2 separate regions of the Mus musculus genome follow, and region 1 is linked to region 2. The links are chromatin loops, found by intact Hi-C in ENCODE. Cell type or tissue: heart. All regions are shown on one strand.

Region 1 (2,500 bases), 65 kb after region 2:
GATCAAGTTCTAAGCTCCTTTCCCTTGCTCAAAGGTGGTGGTGGCTCACGCCTTTCATCTCAGCACTTGGGAGGCTGAGGCAGGTGATCTCTAAGTTTATGGCCAGCCTGGTCTACAAGAGTTGAGTTCCAGGACAGCCAGGGCCACACAGAAAAATTCTGTCTCGAAAAACCAAAAAAGGTAAAAGCACAAACCAGCATGCCCTGATAAGCTCCTTTGCCCTTTTTAAATCTTCCTTCCCACTGCTCACCGAATGTGGATTCCCCCACCATCTGTGTCCTGTGGTAGCTACAAGCATCATCTTCCATAGGTAATCCTCCCACGGAAGACTTCCTACGCAGAGGAGACCTTTCTATCCAAATCTCTACCAGGCTTTGGATGCGCGCCAGACACGCCCAGAATATCCTTCGCCAGGAGTTGGTGGCGCTAACCTTTCGGGCCGCTTACTAACTTCTTTTCAGATGCACACCTCTTATATAATGAAAAGATCCATGAAGCACTCTGAATGTCCTTTAGGTATTTAGGCAAGGCCAGCCCAAGCTCTAAACAAGCAGCTGCCTGGTCCCTCGCTAGAGATTTCGTTTGGCTTCCGTGTTTTCTATTACGAAAACAGCTGCGTCTTAGAAATAAAAAGCAATGTCGACAGACCAGAAATGATTACTGTTAAATATTTGCTTGTCACATGAAAGCGACGCTGGTGTCTGAGTTCCCCTACCACACAGCTTGACTCCTGGCTCTAGGATTCGGGGCTGTGGGAATTGAGGCCGGGTCAGCGAGTCTCTGGGACGGGTTGAGCCCATCCTGGGCGGATTTCGGGGCGGCAGCACTTACCCCGGGTTCCCCGAGTATCTCAAACTTCTCCTTGCAGCCATCCTACCGTTCCCAAAGGCAGGGACTCCAAACTCGCGCCTAGCCGGTCTTGCTCTGAACAGCCAATCAGAGCCTAGTCCTCGCTATGCTCCGCCTTTTCCGGGGCGGGGCCAGAGAGCGTCCTGGGCGAGAGCACGATGAAATCCAGGCCTGGAAAACACCCAACAGCGGAGCGGAGTCCAAAGCAACCGGCTTAGCTGCTGCAGGCTGTCTCTCCCGCTCTCGCTCCGTTCCGTAAATTTAGAACTCCCCGGCCTCGTGGGCGGGTAAATGACCCGGAGCTGGTGTGGGTGTGGGTGGACCCGAGCCAGCCGCCAGCGGATCCAAAACTCCAGTGCTTCCGGGCGGGCTGTTAGTTGATGGACTACTGTCAAATCCTTCGCATTGCTAAATGCAGATGCCGCTTTTAGCTCCCTGTAGCAGCTCACTGTTGAACGCGACACGTTATTTGTCCTCCCTTCCAGGTCCTTCGTAAAGCGGGAAGGTCCCTTCTGGATCCATACTCACGATTCTTTTGTTTTTACATTTTTCTTGTGGTACAAAAGAATGAAAAATTGATTTAAAGGGATCAAAGATATAAGAAGTAAAAAAAACGGCCAAACTCAGAAGAAAACTGAATCAAGACGTTGGACTTGGCAATGAATTTTTTTTTAAGATTTATGTGTATCGATGCAAAATGTTATATATTTATTATATATACGCATATGTATGTATATATACACACACACACACGCATATATATATACACATCCGTGGTCCCAGTGGAGGTCAGAGGAGGGCATCAGATACCCTGAAACTGGAGTTACAGATAGTTATGAGGCTGGGAAACTCTGAGGTCTTTGGCAAGAGGCTCCAAATGGCTGAGTCATCTCTCCAGCTCCAACAATGATTTCTTGATTAACCTAAAACACAGTGGTAATGAGAAAGGCCAGAAATGGGGGTGATGGGAGAGATAGATGGTTGTGTAAAAAAGGTGGATGTATTTAAACACTTAAAATGACTGGAATAAAAAGCTGAAATGTCCAATTTTATGTTATAAATTTTATCACAATAAAAATATGAATACAAGCTAGGCAGTGGTGGTGCTTGCCTTTAGTCCTAGAGGCAGAAGCAGGTAGCATGGCCTACAGAGTGAGTTCCAGGACAGCCAGGCCTACACAAAGAAACCCTGTCTCCAACAAAGGGTATTTAACACTGTAAAAATAAAACATAGACACCTATATTACTGAATCAGAACATAAAATGTAACAGTTCTCTCAGACTCTTCCATGAATGGCCCTTTTCACAAACCATACGGTTTTTTTTATTTGTCTTTAGCATTTTTATGCTTTTCAGCCTCGATATGCCTCTGTGTATAATCATTGTATATTTCTATCTCTATAAATAACGTTTGGTAGGTTTTCTGCAAGTATCCTAACCAAAGCCATAATTTTTAAAGTGTCCACATCTGCATGCAGCTGTAGTTCATTCATGCTGCCTTTGGAATTCATTAAGTAACTATTTGCATCGCTTTTATTCCTCTGTGCTATGGGTACATCAATGTTTTCTATTTACTATTCCCGACAGCACATCACCAGGAATTCTTACGCACATCTTCCAGGGCACTTGTCTGTGAGTATCTAGGGTCAGT
Region 2 (2,500 bases):
GGCTCGGGGACTAACGGCGGAAGAAGTTGGGTCCACAAGAGGTGCCTGAGAAGGACGTTTCCTGGGTGACTCAACGGAGAATGAGGTAAAGACCCTGCTGTTCAAGTCGAACTTCACAGACTAATTAATAAGCGCGAAGAAGGGACAGTAACCGAGCATGGCTCAAGAGATGTCAATGCAAGCTCCTACAGTGACTTTGACCAACAAAGGAATGAGCTGGAGTATTCAAGGAGTAATGCTTAAAATCAGCTCTCCGCAAGAACCAAAAATCACAGTGCACTGGAGAAAACTAAAGGTGGAGATCAAATGCTCTTGTAACAGAGGGAGGCTGGGTCACTTAGAGCCGCCACAAGGTCAGCATCAGCCTAGCTTCCAGGCCCCAGGGCAGAACTTCCCCTATCCATCCTCTGCTACCGAGTCCACACCTCGGCCTGCAGATCCAGGATCCCGCCACCTCCCGCCACTCGGCTTCCAGGTTCACCCCCACACTATGGCCTCACCCCCTCCCGCCCCTGAAGCTCTGTACCCCGGGCGATCTCCAGATACCCCCCTGACTCCGCCTTTAAGCCTCAGCGCGGCCCGTGTGCCATGCTCGAGGGGTCTGAACCCGCTCCGGCTCACCCAGGTTTAGGGACACCGCACCGGCTCACCCAGGTTTAGGGACACCGGTTTGGCCTCCCGGGTCTGGGTTCTCAGCTCGGGATCGCGCTCCCGGCGCTGTTTCCAGCTTCTCTGCCTTCAGTGTTTGCCTGAGCAAGCCTGGAGGCAACACAAAGGATCCTCCGCCCAGATTGCCCGTTTCCCCCGCCTCCTCCAAGGAGCTGCAGACCCGCCAAAAGAGCGCCAGCTCCGGGGGACAACACAGGCCTTCGAAGGCGCGAGAGCAGCAGACACTCACCGTACCGTTCCAAGCTCCCCGCCGCAGGACACTGCGCTTTGATCCCACCAGCACCAACACTGCAACTGCAGCAGCAGCAGCAGCAACAGCAGACTACCGCCGGTCACGCCCCACGCCACGCCCCTTCTCTACCTCCCCGCCCCATCCCCCCTCACACACCCCCCAACACCTCATCTCGCACACGCCAGTCGCGATTGGTGGTTTCAGCCCCGACTGAGCCCCGTCTCGTAGCGCAGGCCCCGCCCACCCAGGGCAAGCCTAGGGCCCCGCCCCCTCCGGCTCCGCCCCCTCGCGCGGGTTTCAAGCTCTGGTTCCCGCCATCTCTGGCTCCGCCAGCTGCCGCCTCCGGCCGACTTGCGCCACTTGAGGTAAATTTTAGAGAGGTCTTTCGGCCACGCCTGATTCCGGGGGCGCCAAGATGGGCGTCTAGGGAGGCGCCTCTGCCAGTCAGAACTCTGGCAGGAGAAAATAGAGCTGTGCCCCGCACTCGGTAATTCTACTTCCTCTCAATTGCACCGAGGCCTTTCTTCACTTCCGTCCACCTCTTGCTCCCTCAGTGAGAGGTCCTGACTACCTTACTGAAATCTCTGACTGGTTTACGTCCTATTTCATTCAGACTCTGACTCTGGGAAGTGGGTTTTGTTTTGTTTTGTTTTTGCATAATATACGAAAACACGAGCACAGCGATCAGCATCGAATTTCAGGGGCCCAGAATATTCTTAAGGACAAATGTACTCCAGAGAGCAGCCTCTTGCCTTCACCGCCTTTGCTTCGTTGGATGTAAGGGACTGACGTACACGTAGCCACACAGATGTCTACCGTTCGTTGCGTGTGGAATTCAAGCTCTTGCATTTCCATAATACATTTTTTATTTTTTCCAGTTCCATCAAAGGCTTTAAAAGGATAAGTGGACGGGCAGTGGTGGTGCACGCCTTTAATCCCAGCACTTGGGAGGCAGAGGCAGGTAGATTTCTGAGTTCGAGGCCAGCCTGGTCTACAGAGTGAGTTCCAGGACAGCCAGGGCTACACAGAGAAACCCTGTCTTGGGGGGGAAAAAAAAAGAAAGAAAAAGATAAGTGGTTTGCTCTCATGAAGAGCCATAGTGGTTAAATGTAGATTCCAGAAACAAATTGATCTATCATTATCCCTCCCAAAGTAAGTTAGAATCAGCCATTTTCTGTTGGACTTTAGCAGTAGGATGCATTCAACCCTCGCAGTGCATCGTGGAGGCTGTAGTTCACAAGGAAGGGTCTAATTGAGAAACCCCTTGTGCCCGGACCCCTCCCTGTGCTAAACGTTCTTAACAAAGTGATACCTTAGATAAGGTATCCTCAGCAGTTTCCTGCCGTTAATGTTGACTTCATCTAGAGAAGTTCGTTAGAGCAAAACATCTGGAGGTGATAGTTTTCATCTAAGCCCTGTAATTTCTCCTCACTGTGGGGACTCAGAGGGACCTGAAGCCGCCCTGTAAATGGGGACCCAGAGGGACCTGAAGCCGTTCTGGGCCTCAAGAGAGAAAGAATTCATGAAAAGCAATGTGACTGCTTTCCAGGAGCTGGAGTAAGATGGCTTTCTGAAGTGATCTAAAAGCGGGGCGTGGTC

Evidence for each region. Hi-C counts contacts between places; a loop is a spot of excess contacts. Peaks named below come from ENCODE experiments on the same cell type or tissue, not always from the same donor. Only the 100,000 strongest peaks of a DNase experiment are listed, where the experiment ranks them.
Region 1: a loop joins it to region 2, with 4 times the contacts of the local background. A loop is called at or near these places in 7 of 42 quality-filtered maps.

What each region holds. Positions count from the first base shown.
Region 1 is chr8:46,550,459-46,552,958 of GRCm38, reverse strand. It overlaps Cenpu (centromere protein U), which reads right to left and starts at 890. Exons shown (of 13, transcript NM_027973.4): 1 at 832-890. The coding sequence starts at 872. In heart, no CTCF peak of the experiment used is centred here; a DNase peak (open chromatin) is centred at 1,048; H3K4me3 peaks cover 1,917 bases; H3K27ac peaks cover 1,421 bases.
Region 2 is chr8:46,615,900-46,618,399 of GRCm38, reverse strand. Primpol (primase and polymerase (DNA-directed)) reads left to right here and starts at 1,173. Exons shown (of 15, transcript NM_001001184.2): 1 at 1,173-1,266. It overlaps Casp3 (caspase 3), which reads right to left and starts at 1,109. Exons shown (of 7, transcript NM_001284409.1): 1 at 899-1,109. In heart, a CTCF peak has its summit at 1,249; a DNase peak (open chromatin) is centred at 1,159; H3K4me3 peaks cover 2,442 bases; H3K27ac peaks cover 1,812 bases.